Linked DNA regions of Homo sapiens: region 1 is linked to region 2. Evidence: read pairs that join two places in POLR2A ChIA-PET (ENCODE). Cell type or tissue: endothelial cell of umbilical vein. All regions are shown on one strand.

The links. ChIA-PET counts read pairs that join two places held together with the same protein. Peaks named below come from ENCODE experiments on the same cell type or tissue, not always from the same donor. Only the 100,000 strongest peaks of a DNase experiment are listed, where the experiment ranks them.
Region 1: POLR2A ChIA-PET joins it to region 2 with 8 read pairs; 2 of 35 experiments call an interaction of 5 or more read pairs at or near these places.

The regions. Positions count from the first base shown.
Region 1 is chr2:38,615,609-38,623,608 of GRCh38, forward strand. No RefSeq gene overlaps it. Among named protein-coding and RNA genes, the nearest start is that of HNRNPLL, 17 kb to the left of the region's middle. In endothelial cell of umbilical vein, no CTCF peak of the experiment used is centred here; a DNase peak (open chromatin) is centred at 4,873; H3K27me3 peaks cover 149 bases.
Region 2 is chr2:38,361,813-38,369,812 of GRCh38, forward strand. The region is part of intron 1 of ATL2 (atlastin GTPase 2); the gene reads right to left. Among named protein-coding and RNA genes, the nearest start is that of ATL2, 11 kb to the right of the region's middle. In endothelial cell of umbilical vein, no CTCF peak of the experiment used is centred here; a DNase peak (open chromatin) is centred at 4,239.

The sequences.
Region 1 (8,000 bases), 250 kb after region 2:
ACACTGGATTTGAGTAAGAATTTAATGTATGTTTGGCGTCAATGGGAAAGTTACTTAAAATATTTTGACAATTCTCAATTTTATTTTTAAAAATGTATTAAGGATTACAGCGTCTAACATTCGCAGAATGTTCTACCGTGTTCATTCTCTCATTTAGTGAATTTGAGCACAAGAAATAGAGCTTCAGTTGTGAACATGTGCTGAGTAACATAAGTAGGTAATATAGAACAAAGAGTGTAGGCTACTCTAACACTGTAGGGTTGGGAAAGAATAAAATTGTCAATATTCAAATGGCCATTCTATTCCTTGCTCCGGTAGAACAGGTGATTTTAAACTGTTTTAGAAAGTCTCAATAATATTATTCTACAAAGCAATATATCTGAGAAGTGGGTAACCCAGTGCCTAAACCTTGCCAGAGAGGCAGATGTAGATGGTTGACAATCACCCTTTCCTGTTCTGAGGCATATATGTGATTCCATAAATAAGTGCAGGGGTATTTGATGCTTGACTTGGAGAGCTATGCCTGGAGGCTTGGGGGAATTTGGAGGCTGAGGAAGAAAGGAAAAGGTAAAAGGCTATGAGCAAGAATCTCAAGAGAGTGGAGAGAAAAACATGGCCTCTCGGCTCTTCCACCTTTACTCTACCCCAACCCGTTTGGTCCTGTGGACCCAATTAGGTCTTTATGAAGATCAGTGTTAGAAGACAAAGGAACTTTCTCATGCCATATTGTCAGATTCAGCATGTACAGCACTGAGACCCAGGTAATAAAGGGTAGAGTGGGCTGGAGGCGTTGCCTTCATTTCTACACAGTGGGAGCAAAGCAGTCCACCAAGTGCTGTGAAGCACAGGGCAGCAGAAAATCAGAAATTACAGGAAGGGCCCCATCAACAGGGCCAGCGCCTCCATCCAACAGATTTGGAACAAGGGACTTCTGCCAGGAGACTGGACCTTCATAGGAACATGAGCAGACTTGTTCCTAAGGACATACAGGAAACTTGCTCACAACTCCCAGATTAACTGGTGGAGATTTTGTGAGGGGAAGTTATTGAAACCTTTCAGTTAGGCATTTAGTGTTATTATGACTTTTTTTGGTTTCCATGGGTTGACTAGGTATGGGAACATTCCAACTACCTCTGATTTACAAAAAAAAAAATACACCACCAATTCCCAGTTTTATATTTCACAGGTGTCCCTCACTTTAAAAATAAGTATTTCATAAAAGTTCGCTATAAATAAGATGTAAAGCAAATTCTATTTTCTCATAGGTAGACATTTTTAGGTAAAATTTACATAAGCAGTCATCATTACATTATTTTTCAATGGACAAAAAATTCCAATAAGTGGATCAAAAACTTTTGATAATGAAGGACAGTGAGATGAAGCCTAGCTCAAAGTAGGCTGGGCACTGCAAACCAATAGAGACACATCCCCGACTCTAAAAGTATTCCTCCACCATTGGCCACTGCCGTGGTCACAGTTACCAGATTGTCAAGTTAATATTATGAAGCTATGAAGTAACAGTGTAATAGCATCACTTCTGCAGGTACTATGATCATTACTCTGAATTAAAGTTCACTTAAAGCTACATAGAACAAATCAGTTCTGTGTCCATTCTGAAAGTTTAGAATGTTTTATATTGAATGAGGTGATCTGTGTTAGGGGCTATGCTAGCCAGCACACAAGGGCAAGATTCTAATCCATCGGTGGTAAGTGAACCTGTAATGGACAGCTCTCATTTTTAATAGCCAGGTTCCTCCTTCTTATGATAGAACTCTCTTTCCTGTGAGGAACCCGATCCATGTGTCTCAGCTGGAGCTGAACTCTCACTTGGGGCTACACAGCCATCATCACAAGAGTAGGCAAGTGACCCGACAAAGCCAACCAGAGTTCCCCATTTCCCTAGTCTGCTTGGTTGTTCCAGAGAGATATATGTGACCAAGTAGAACATATCAGAATCAACCCCAGGAGTTTTTTGTCAGAGCTATTGGGAAAGACTGGCTCTTTTTACCAGATTTACTAAGCTAAGAACATAGGAGCCTGGGATTGGAGAAGCTCAGAATGAAGCTGCAAGAGGTAAGCAGAGCTAGGAGACAGAAAAACAGCCCTAAAGACATCATCTGAGCCCCTGGATCCCAGTTCTGTCTGAAGCTGGTTCCACATTGACTCTTTTTTTCTCCTACCATCCACTCAGGAACAGTAGGCTTCATTGCTCCAATCCAGACCAGTTTCCCAAGGTCATCAGGAGTAGAGACTCCCAGCATTTCCCAGTTCTGGGTTCCTGGGGTTTCTTCCAGGCAGTGGTGCCAACAAAACAACTGGTGGGACAATAAGAATACACAAACACACAATTCACTGTCTTTGTTAACTTTGACCAAAGTCAGGGCGAGAGACAACAGTTGGAAGTACCTACAATCACTATCAAGCCTGCAGAGTCTAACTAAACCTTTTTATGTAACATAAATTGTTTTCCTTCTGATATTATTCTTCTATTTATTTTATTTTATTTTATTTTAGACAGGGTCTCACTTTGTTGCCCAGGCTGGAGTGCAGTGGCAGGATCTCGGCTCACTGCAGCCTCCACCTCCTGGGTGCAAGTGATCTTCCCACCTCAGCCCGCCAAATAGCTGGGACTACAGGTGCACACCACCTTGCCTGGCTAATTTTTTTGTATTTTTTGTAGAGGCAGGGTTTCATCATGTTGCCCAGGCTGGTCTCAAACTCCTGAGCTCATGCAATCAGCCCACCTTGACCTCCCAAAGTGCTGGGATTACAGGTGTCAGGCACGGTGCACCCAGCCAATATTATTATTTTATCGGTGGCACAAATCACTTTCAAAGCTCCACTCCAGATAGTCCCCCAAGGTTCAGTTAGCTAGACCACCTATAGTTTTGCCCCTAATTGTTGTTGACTTTATTCAATGTGGTCTTTGTCATTATCATAAAGAGGGTGTGCTATTGTCAGAACTGGAAGGGGAGCAAACAGCACACCACAACTTGAATGGAACTTGAATCATACCAGGTGAAATTCCCATGGATTCTTGGCTCCCTTTGCATTTGTTTTCACATAAACATTCTGCAATTTCTGCCAATTTGTGTCCTTGCTTTCTCTCCCTTTCTAAAACTTCTGGCTGACAGGTTCACTTTGCCCTGAATTTACTGATTTAACTCATTTTACTTCTACTAACTAACCTAAGGAGCTTTTCTTCCTCCTACATAATAGATTCACGCTCTGAATTTCTCCTTTAGATCAAAAGTGTCCATTCAACTTGAACCACCCACTTTAGTGAACCAATAAATTCCTCTTTTGGAATTCCTCTTTTGTAATCCTACCTGTTTGGGTAGGATTTCTTTCACCAATAAGTGATTTGAGCTCCTGCCACAATCCGCTGAACTATTCAATTCTTCTCAGGGGTTTTCATTCCTACAGCCAACTATTGGGATGCTACTATGGTTTGAATCTGTTTCCCAATATTCATGTGTTGGAAACTTAATTTGCCATTGTAACAGTATTAAGAGGTGGAGTCTTTAAGATATGATTAGGCCCTGAAAAAAATGTTATCTCAGGAGTGGGCTCCTGATAAATAGATAAGTTTGGCCCCCATCCTGTCTGTTTGTCCTGTGTGCTTGCTTGCCCTTCTGCCATGGTTATAACACAGCAAGAAGGCCCTCATAAGATGCAGACCCCCCAACATTGGACTTCTCAGCCTTCAGAACTATAAGAAATAAATTCATTTTCTTTATAAATTACCTAGTCTGTTATATTCCATTACAGCAACATAAAACAGACTAGGATAAATGCTCACTACCGTACATTCTGGGATTCAAAATAAAGTTAACTAGAAAAAGGAAGGAAAACATGGTAGAGTGACCACACTTCTGTGCCTCCTCCCAAACACCAGTGACACAATAGTAAAGGAATACACAGAAAAGAGGTTTTAGCCCCCAGCCACAAGTTGGAGAAGAAACAAGAACAAAGAATATTCAACAAACTTAGGGAAGATGGAAAGTGAATGGAGAAGTAAAAATGACTTAATAGGATAGAGGAAGTGGAAATCTAAGCATCTTGGCGGGGAATTTCAATGAGTAATGAGCTGTAAAGAGTCTCAGTGCTTGCAGGCAGCAAGAGCCACAGAAGGTAGAAGTGAAGCTGTGACTCCAAGATTATTAAGATTGGAGGGCTACATGTGTGGGAAATGGTTGGACTTCCAGTCTCCTCAACAACTCTCAAGCAGCCAGACCCCTCTCTGCTCACTACCCCAAAAGAGAATGGAGGTTCATATTCTGATTAACCCAGCAGTCTCTGAACTTGAAGATTAAGCTACATGCAGGACAAAATGAGTTACAGACCTGAAAACTGTAGTTTCATGTAAGAGACTATGTACCGAACTGTGAACATGTCAGGCATGTCCCTTTCCTGCTCTCAAAATGCCAGTAACCAAGCATGTACCTACCCCCACCCCGTGCCCCACCACCACCAAACCTAATCAATCCTCTGGAGAAACTGGATAGTCCGAGAGAAAAGGCCTTCAGGCTCTGACATTACAGGGTTCCCCAATAATAAAGCTGGTCCACCATCTAATCATCCTACAGAAAAGCCCTTTAGGCAACACACATTGCCAATGCACCCAGAGTTTCCAAAGAGGCTTTTTAGGAGGCACTCTTAAAAATAATAGCCAGCCAAGGATCCCAGACATTTCAAAACGGTCTGCAACATGAAACACAAATACCAAAATAAACAGAGAAAAATGGAATTCAGATGTTAGAAACCAGAGAGTTCTTGACCCTGGAAAGAGTAAAGTCAAGTTACAATCACTGTTTGTGAAGCTGTTTGATCAACAGAGTTAGTGCTGCTATGGCTACAGTCTCATATCGCCAAGGATAACATTCAACTACAAGTAACAGAAAACCAGACTACAATGGCTTAAACAAACAGCCGTTTATTTTTGTGACATAACAAGGAGTTGGAGGTAGCAGCTGCAGGCATTGATTCAATATCTCAATCGTGGCAGAAATGGCACCTCTGTAATTTTCCACTCTTTTCTTCAGGGTCCAAGATAGCTGTTGCAGTTTCAGGAATCACATATATATTGTTCAAGGCCACAGAGGGAAAAAAGAAGGCAAAGATGGTACCAACTATATCTTTCTTTATTGTATCATCTTATTGGCCAGAACCATGTCACGTGGCCCCCGATTTGGCTGGAAAAGTTCGTATCTATACCAGGAACTGCCATTGCTGCCCTAATAAAATTAGAATTATCTCAACAAGAAAGAAGTGGGAAATGGTCACTAAACAGGTAACTAGCAGTGTCTATCACAGTCTTCAAAACAAATTGTTGTTCTCTGGAATTTATACTTTCATAAGATCATAAGTGATTTTTAGGTGGTGATATAGAAGAAAGACCTGGAAAATGTTGATGAAACTAAAGGTAGAGATTCTGGTGTTTTATCTTTCAGATGACAAACTTTAGCCTTTTTATAGCTGACATCACTTAAATGTCTTTCCTGTAACAAAGACCAGGAAGAAGCCACAGTACCACAAAAATATGAGGCTATAAAGAGATGGAATTCAACCTAGATGACCATCAGTGGTGGACTGGTTAAAGAAAATGTGGTAATATACACCCTGGAATACTATGCAGCCATAAAAAAGAATGCAATCATGTCTTTTGCAGCAACATGGATGGAGCTGGACACCATTATCCTAAGCAAATTAACTCAGGAACAGAAAACCAAATACTGCATGTTTTCACTTAGAAGTGGGAGTTAAACATTAAGTATACATGGACATAAATAAAGGAACAACAGACACTGGAGCCTCCTCGAGGGTGAAGAGTGGGAGGAGGGTGAGGATCAAAAAACTACCTGTCGAGTACTATGCTTATTACTTGGGTGAGAAAATAATCTGAACACCAAACCCCTGTGACATGCAATTTACCCATGTATAAAACCTGCACATATACCCCCTGCAGCTGGAATAAAAGTTGGGGGGGAAGAAGGGACATATTTTAAAGGGAGCGAGAACTTTAGAAATTAACAAATAAATGCTCACAAAATTGAAAAAAAAATATATATATGGCATTTCTATAACATTTTCCAGCCATATTTCCTACCTCTAATTTCAGTTTTGGGTTTCTACACACCTTCTTGTATGTGGTAAATGTTGGCTCACCAATGGCATCAAGAACAGCACCACCACAATTGCTGTAAGAATTCTCGGCAGGGCGCGGTGGCTCACGCCTGTAATCCCAGCACTTTGGGAGGCCGAGGTGGGCGGATCACGAGGTCAGGAGATCAAGACCATCCTGGCTAACACGGTGAAACCCCGTCTCTACTAAAAATACAAAAAAATTAGCTGGGCGCGGTGGCGGGCGCTTGTAGTCCCAGCTACTCGGAAGGCTGAGGCAGGAGAATGGCGTGAACCCAGGAGATGGAGCTTGCAGTGAGCCCAGATAGCGCCACTGCAGTCCGGCCTGGGCGACAGAGCGAGACTCCGTCTCAAAAAAAGAATTCTCATAGGTGAATATTTGCATTTAATATCTACGGTATGTTCCAACGTAGCTATAAGAAGTATACTATAGACTCAAATGAGAACATTACACATCATTATGCACCAACAGTTCCCATACTCATGTCCGGTATAACCTTATTCCAGTTAGAATTCCAAATGCAGAGATCTTTGTTTTGCTTCTATTAACAGTGCCTGGAATAGTGCTGGAACACAGTAGGGCTCAATGAGTATTTGTTGAATGAATGACTGAATCTCTTCAGTCATTTCCCTTTTCTCCTTACTTCCCTATTCCACCTCCCGCTTCTTTTGCAGAAGAAAACCACAACATGTCTGACATGTGAGGGCCTTGACCACAAAAGATAGAATTGTTCCCTACTTCTCATTATATGCTATAGTATTTTCACATTGTGCAGCCAGCAAAATAGTATTACCAATCACCTGCAGATCGTTGAATGTCTAGAATTTTAAAATTATACCTAAAAGATATGATGAAGAAAAATAATTTGCATAGGCTTTACCTCTGCTCCTAGTATGTGTAAAAAGCATATTGTTATGGTTGTTTGTGAATGGATTCTTCCTGATCTGTGTCACAGGCAAATGCTCCTGTGTTCTTTAGGGTATAGTTTTAAGGAGCAGGGAGTGAGGTGGTCAGGATAGGATGTGTTTGCAAGACCGAATACAACACAAGTCTGAAGCAGGACATTTTTAAGCAGCCATTTTGATGTAGCCAGGTCAAAATGGCCCTGTATAAGCGTAAAATCCCGGTTTTTTTTTTTTCAGTGCAGGTAATGGATTCAACAGACATTCTTGAATTTAGTTCACCTCCTATCAGCACTATCACTAAGGTACTACCTACAAATTTAATGAGGTTTTTTTTCTAAACTGAGAATAATGGAATCTGTTTGGCGTGTGTGTGTATTTTTCTCTCCAACCAGAGTCTAATGTATATAAGATCAAGGATAACGTAATCAGGAGGTCTACAGAAAGCAGGCTGTTCATCCTCTAGTGTAGAACAGTTTAAAAACTCCATTTAGGCCGGGCGTGGTGGCTCACGCCTATAATCCCAGCACTTTGGGAGGCCGAGGCAGGCAGATCATGAGGTCAGGAGATCAAGAACATCCTGGCTAACATGGTGAAACCCTGTCTCCACTAAAAATACAAAAAATTAGTCGGGCCTGGTGGCGGGAGCCTGTAGTCCCAGCTACTCGGGAAGCTGAGGCAGGAGAATGGGGTGAACCTGGGAGGCGGAGGTTGTGGTGAGCCGAGATCACGCTACTGCACTCTAGCCTGGGCGACAGAGCGAGACTCCATCTCAAAAAAAAAAAAAACACACACACACCATTTTAAAAAATTTCTCTGGCACAGTGGCTCACTCCCATAATCCCAGCACTGTGGGAAGCTGAGGCGGGTGGATCACGTGAGGTCAGGAGTTCAAGACCAGCCTGGCCAACATGGCAAAACCCCGTCTCTACTAAAAATACAAAAATTAGCTG
Region 2 (8,000 bases):
CAACCCAGTAACTTAGCTATTAGTCCCATTTCACAGAGAGGAAATGTGGATCTTCGAAGATGTTTTTTTAAAAATTATTTAAGATTCTACAGTTAAAAGGTAATGCATGCATCAAGATTTCTATCTTTTAAACCCATGCTGTTTCCACTATACCAAACTGCTATTCGATGTTATAGGATAATTCTTAAACAGATCAATCACTGTTCCCCAGTGATACAGCCATAGAAAGGAGACTCAAATCAGTCCACATAATGATGCTTATCATTTAAAATAAATCCCTAGTATTAGCTAATCGACTCTTATGAGTAAAAAACTACAAGCGCAGAATAAGAATAGGTTTAAAGGGCTTGTTTTTGCTTGGGAAAGGTGGATTCGCTAACATCTGGTATTTGAGATTTCTAGCTCCCTAAAGTTCCAGATTAAACTAGATGTTTAGGAAAAAACTAGAGCAACCAAAATAATCACAATTACAAATACACATAACCCTTCCTTACCAGACATATCACGGGGCAAAAAACTGCTTACTAAAGAATGGTCAACACATTTGTAATTCAATTATTTATCATGGGCCTATGACTGAGTTAATACTGTCAATATTTAATTAGCCACAGCCACACCGTACAACAGTGAGTCTCACACCCACTAGAGTTTAAGAACCATCTGGGTAACTGGCTCAGAATACAGATTCTTAGACCCCACCTCCAGAGTCTGATTCAGCTGATCCATGGAGTCCAGAAATCTACATTTTTAACAAGCACCCCACTAACCAGCACCATGCTAATTCTGACACAAGGGGTGAAAGGTCTAGAACTGGAGGTGCATAAATCTTTATTCTTTCAATAGTCACTGAACACCTACAACACAGTTCTGAGAACTACAGATTCAGTAGTAAAACAAAATTAAGAACAACAACAAAAATCCTGCCCTTAGGAGTTTACATCCTAAAGACAGAGCAATAGAAAACATATGTGTGATGTCAGCTAGTGTTAAGTGCTACAGAGAAAAGTAAAGCGAGCCAAGGGAAATGGAGGCAGGAGTTGTCATTGAAGACAGTAGTCACAGATAACTTCTCCTACAAGATGACATTTGAGCAAAGAACTGAAAGACATGGACATCTGGAGGAAAAGAGGAAAACATTATTAGTAACTTTCTCATCCCTCAAAATAATTCACTGTATGAAATAATTTTAGGTGTTGTAGCTTTTACTACAGAAGAGTGAAAAACACAGAGTGCCGACTATGTGCCTATTATCTCTTTAAACCTCAAAATCACTTTGTGGAGTAGCTATGAGTTTCCTTGTTTCCATAAAGGAGTACACTGAAGCTCAGATAAAGCAATCTGCGAGGATACACATTTTGTAAGTAATCAACTGAGGATGCACAACCAGGTCTTTCTAATTGTCAAAATGCATCATCCTCCAACTAAGCCAAACTGTTAGCATCTTTATTATCAAATGAGCATGTCTGCTGAATAAACTCAGATCTGAATTCTTATATGCTCAGTACTTCTAGAAACCTGAAAAAAGCTACCAAAAATACAAGTTGTTTATTAAAAAGGTGGGGGGGGGGGTTATTTATCATCTTTATAACAAATCTTGGCATACAGCTATTTTTCCAAAAATTCCCTAGTTAATATGTATTTATACAGTCAGCAAATCATTTACACAGTCTCCCAATATTTGGGGAACAATTTTTTCTTCATAAACTTTCTAGAAGGGCAAGTATTAAATTGCATACCTTTAAAATATAAGATGCAATAAAAGTATATTTGCCCATCTTTGGCAAGATAAGCACATATATTTAAATATAAGTAAATGTGTAACTCACTGTTTCCTATTCACCAACTCCAACAATTCTCAGGACACCTACTATCCAATCTGTCATGAATTACGAGGAAGACCTCCCATCCTACCTACTTCACACTGGTAACTAGAGAGCAAGGCACTATACTAGACAGAAGTATAATTCAATAATAACAGTCTTTACTCTTAACGGTTCTAACACAAAAAGTATAAAAGGATACTGTAAAATAAAGGAAATGCTATTTGAGTACAAAAGTAGCCCTTTTTGGATTATCTAAACTAGGGTTATCAATAAAGACATTCTGAAGACGGCTGCACCTCTTAAGCCCTGAGGATCAGATTAAGGCTAACTTTAAAAATGTAGTCTAGGCCGGGCACAGTGGCTCACGCCTGTAATCCCAGCACTTTGGGAGGCCAAGGCAGGCAGATCATGAGGTCAGGAGTTGGAGACCAGCCTGACCAACATGGTGAAACCCTGTCTCTACTAAAAATACAAAAATTACCCGGGCGTGGTGGCGGATGCCTGTAATACCAGCTACTCAGGAGGCTGAGGCAGAAGAATCACTTGAACCCGGGAGGCAGAGGTTGCAGTGAGCCGAGATTGTACCACTGCACTCCAGCCTGGGCAACAGAGTGAGACTCCATCTCAAAAAATAAAATAAAATAAAATAAAAATAAAAGTATAGTCTGAGAATGTTGGACATCAACCCTGAGGAATACCACTGACAATTTCAGAGCAGAGGAGAGAGAGTCAAAGCTGTGTTGCAGAGATAAACTCAAAGTGATGAGTAAGAAGTGTAATGCGCAAATCAGATATAAGGCAATTTCAAGAGCCCGAATATAAAGTGAGAAGCCCAAAGTCAAGAGGTGACAGTAAAAATGGAAGAGCTAGTTCTTAAACATCATTCTCTGTGGCCTTAGGCCAAATTATTCCATATTTGTTATATGAAACACTCACTTTTCTTACATGCCTTATAAAACGACAATGTACTACATTCCTATTTCCGGAAGTATTTTTAGTACAATGACTCTAAGAGCTCCAAGATTTTGTAGCACACGGATCAAGAATTAATCGAAAACACAGAAGGTTTCCTTGACTCAGGCATATAGTTTAAGAATTCTCTTTTAGGCTCAAAAAATAACTTTGTTGGCTAGGCACAGTGGCTTGCGCCTGTAATCCCAGCACTTTGGGAGGCTGAGGCGGGTGGATCACGAGGTCAGGAGATTGAGACCATCCTGGCTAACACGGTGAAACTCCGTCTCTACTAAAAATACAAAAAATTAGCCATGCGTGGTGGCACACGCCTGTAGTCCCAGCTACTAGGGAGGCTGAGGCAGGAGAATGGCGTGAACCCGGGAGGCGGAGCTTGCAGTGAGCTGAGATCACGCCACTGCACTCCAGCCTGGGGTACAGAGCGAGACTCCGTCTCAAAAAAAAAAAAAAATTACTTTAAGAGTTGTAAAGTATCAAGCCATAAAAGAACTCTGAAATTTGGGATAGCCAGTTAGCAAGGGAATCATACACACACACACACACACACACACACACACAAATACACACACACACACACACACAAATACACACACACACAAATTTAGAATATTTAAATTTAGAATAGACACTTAGATCGAATAGGGCTACTATGACAAATTTCAAAAAGCTTTAAGCCAATACTCTGGAAATTTAGACACTAAGTTCCATTCTGCCACATCTCTCTACCTCAGATGACTGTTACAGCAGCAGTTTAAAAAAAGAGAAGGCCGGGCACAGTGGCTCACACCTGTAATCCCAGCACTTTGGGAGGCCGAGGCAGGCAGAACACCTGAGGTCAGGAGTTCAAGGCCAGCCTTGGCAACATGGTGAAACCCTGTCTCTACTAAAAATACAAAAAATTGGCCAGGAGCAGTGACTCACACCTGTAATCTTAGCACTTTCGGAGGCCAAGGTGGGTGAATCACGAGGTCAGGAGTTCGAGACCAGCCTGCCCAACATAGTGAAACCCCATCTCTACTAAAAATACAAAAAAATTAGCCAGGCGTGAGGGCGGGTACCTGTAGTCCCTTGGGAGTAGCTACTTGGGAGGCTGAGGCAGGAGAATCACTTGAACCCTGGAAGCAGAGGTTGTAGTGAGCAGAGATCATTCCTGGGTGACAGAATGAGACTCCATCTCAAAAAGAAAAAAATTCGCCAGGTGTGGTGGTGTGTACCTAAAATCCCAGTTACTCGGGAGGCTGAGGCAGGAGAATGGTTTGAATCTGGGAAGCAGAGGTTGCAGTGAGCCAAGATCGCGCCATTGCACTCCAGCCTGGGCGACAAGAGCTAAACTCTGTCTCAAAAAAAAAGAGGTAAGTATTCACTCAAATTCCAGACTTGGCTCAATACAGACAAAATTCCTACTACAAGAGCAGCCGTGAAAAGAAGGGAATGGTGCCAAAAGGAGACAAATAAACACCCCTCCAACTAGATAAAATGTGACTAATTTGAAAAAAAAAAAAAAAACAAAGATAAAGTCAGAGCTTCGCACTATACTCTCCTTTTGTCCCCTCTTAGTTTGGCAATTTGAGGGTACATGACAGGATTCCTTGTAGTAAATAAACACACACGCTCAAAAACAGGATGAAGGAAGGAGATGTTAGCACAGTTTTTAAGTTGCATTTTGAGCTCCTCAGATAATTTTTCCAGGAATTATCCAGTTACTTAAACCAATTATTTGCTCTATTTGGCTACAGGAAAATAGCCCCATTCCTTTTTTTATTAAACATACTCTAATACCATTTGGTCTTTCAGTTGCCTCTATCTAATTGCTTTTAAGTATTTTTTAAGCATCTCTTTTAGATTGAAAATTCTCAGAAATCAGGGTCAAATGTTTAAATTATGTCATAAAAAGTTACCAAAATACTGCCTATCTTTTTTATCTTCAAACCAGTGGCATAGCCTACACTTTGCTCTCTAAGATCTACCCATTCTTCAAAGCACGACAAAGCCTCCCTCTTCCATGAAGTATTCCTCAACAACTCTAGCACACGGCAATTTCTACTTCAGAACATATAAGCTTAACGATAAACTTAACTCACAAATATGCATAAAGTCTCTATGATCTACGTGAAAGCTTAGAACAAGCATCTGTCTACATTATTTTTTGTAGGTATTCACTATAAGCAGCTCAAAAGCCCTTTTATAAGGTAGGTACACAGTATGTCAACTAAAACTATCAAGGGAAAAAAGCTAATTATTTGTCTAAGTATGGTCCTCTATTTGCCTGTCCCATTCCGGCCTCTAGTCCCAAAAGAAAACTAACCCCAGCCCCTTCATGTCCTACCCTCAAGAGAAGAGATGATAACTTTGTGCACTTAGTACATGCCAAACACTTTAAGACATTATCTTTATTACTATTATTATTTTTTTTAGCAACAGAGTCTCACTATGTCGCCCAGGCTCAGCTCCATCCTGCAGCCTCAGCCTCCCAAAGTGCTGGGATTAAAGGCACGAGCCACCGCACACAGCCAAGACATTATCTTTTAATCTTAGAACTTTTCAGGTAGGTTTTTTTTTAGGTTTTAAGAAACTAAAACTTATTTGTAGAGATCTGAACCTAGCTTCTAAGCTTGCTTTTCTTCTACCACGCTACTAGGCACTGAAACAGATGCCCACTCTCCGACAATAAAAAGAGATACGAATAAACAATCAATATATGATTAACAATTTAAGGCCGGGCGCGGTGGCTCATGCCTATAATCTCAGCACTTTGGGAGGCCAAGGCGGGCAGATCACGAGGTCAGGAGATCGAGAACATCCTGGCTAACACGGTGAAACCCCGTCTCTATTAAAAATACAAAAAAAAATTAGCCGGGCATGGTGGCGGGCGCCTGTAGTCCCAGTTACTACAGAGGCTGAGGCAGGAGAATACCATGAACCCGGAAGGCGGAGCTTGCAGTGAGCCACTGCACTCCAGCCCGGGGAACAGAGCAAGAATCCATCTCAAAAAAAAAAAAAAAAAAAAAACCGCCCATTTAAAACAACTTTTTTTTTTTTTTTGAGACGGAGTTTCACTCTTTTCACCCAGGCTGGAGTGCAATGGCGCGATCTCGGCTCACTGCCACCTCCGCCTCCAGGGTTCAAGTGATTCTCCAGCCTCAGCCTCTGGAGTAGCTGGGATTACAGGCGCTTGCCACCATGCCCAGCTAATTTTTGTATTTTTAGTAGAGATGGGGTTTCACCATGTTGTCCGGGCTGGTCTCGAACTTCTGACCTCAGGTGATCCTCCCACCTTGGCCTCCTAAAGTGCTGGGATTACAAACGTAAACCACCACGCCCGGCCTAAAACAACTTTTTTTTTTTTTTGAGGAGTCTCGCTCTCTCTCCCAGTCTGGAGTGCAGTGGCGCAATCTCGGCTCACTGCAAGCTCCACCTTCCGGGTTCACACCATTCTCCTGCCTCAGGCTCCCCAACAGCTGGGACTACAGGCGCCTGCCACCACGCCCGGCTAATTTTTTGTATTTTTAGTAGAGATGGGGTTTCACTGTGTTAGCCAGGATGGCCTCTATCTCCTGACCTCATGATCCACCCACCTCAGCCTCCCAAAGTGCTGGCATTACAGGCGTAAGCCACCGCACCTGGACTCTAAAATAAGGACTTTTTTTTTTTTTTTTTAATTTGAGACGGAGTTTCACTCTTGTTGCCCAGGCTGGAGCGCAATGGTGCAATCTCAGTTCACCTCAACCTCCACCTCCCAGGTTCAAGCGATTCTCCTGCCTCAGCCTCCCTAGTAGCTGGGATTACAGGCATGTGCCACCACGCCCGGCTAATTTTGTATTTTTAGTAGAGGCGGGGTTTCTCCATGTTGGTCAGGCTGGTCTCGAACTCCCCACCTCAGGTGATCCGCCCGCCTTGGCCTCCCAAAGTGCTGGGATTACAGGCATGAGCCACTGCACCCAGCCATAACAACTTTTTAAAAGCACTCCAATAGCATGCCTAAAGACTAAGACTACCACTAATAAGTTCAAAAAAATTGCCAATTTATTTAAGAAAAACATGAAAGAAACCAACACACACAATTCTCACCAAAAAAATACAAAATTAAAAAGCAAATATGAAAAATAATTTCCTGCATGCAAACAGGCTTTTACAAAACAATAAAAGAAATACTGGGAAATGCTCAAAAAATATTAAAAAGCAATTAATAAAAAGAAGTCAGAGCTGGGCACAGTAACTAACGCCTGTAATCCCAGCACTGAGAGGTGGAGGTTGGAGGATCGCTTAACCCCAGGAGTTCGAGACTAGCCTGGGCAACATAGTGATACCTCATCTCTAAAAAAGTAAATAAACTAATTCACATTTTCAATTTCCATATCACTATTCCAACATCAACTACAATCAAAAAATTGCAAATTAAACTGTAATATGCCCATTTTTACCTATATGTTGGCATTTATTTTTAATTAACACCCACTGTGAACAAAGATACTTGCAAACAAGCACAAACCTAACCCTGATGAATAAATGGGTAAAACCTTTCTGAATGGATCTAGCTTTTTCTTGAAAATGTACATGTCAGGCCAGGTGCAGTGCCTCACACCTGTAATCCCAGCACTTTGGGAGGCCAAGGTGGGTGGATCACCTGAGGTCAGGAGTTCAAGACCAGCCTGACCAACATAGTGAAACCCCCATCTCTACTAAAAATACAAAATTAGCTGGGCGTGGTGGCACATGCCTGTAATCCCAGCTACTTGGGAGGCAGAGGCACGAGAATCAGTTGAACTCAGAAGGTAGAGTGAGCCGAGACTGCTCTACTGCACTCCAGCCTGGGCGACAGAGTAAGACTCTGTCTCAAAGAAAAAATAAATAAATTTTTTTAGTAGAGACGGGGTTTCACTATGTTGGTCAGGCTGGTCTCGAACTCCTGACTTTGTCATCCACCCGCCTTAGCCTCCCAAAGTGCTGGGATTACAGTCGTGAGCCACCATGCTCGGCCAATTTTTTTTTTTTAATTAGCCAGGCATGGTGGCACACACCTGTAAGTCCCAGCTACTCAGGAGACTAAGGCAGGAGGTTCACTTGAGCCCAGAAGGTGGAGGCTGCATATTTGAGACCCTATCTCAAAAATAAGTACATAAATAAAAAATAAAAATTAAAGTGCTGATAAAAAGAAAACAGCAATTTATGAAGATGCTATTAATAGCCATCTTGAAAAAATTCTAA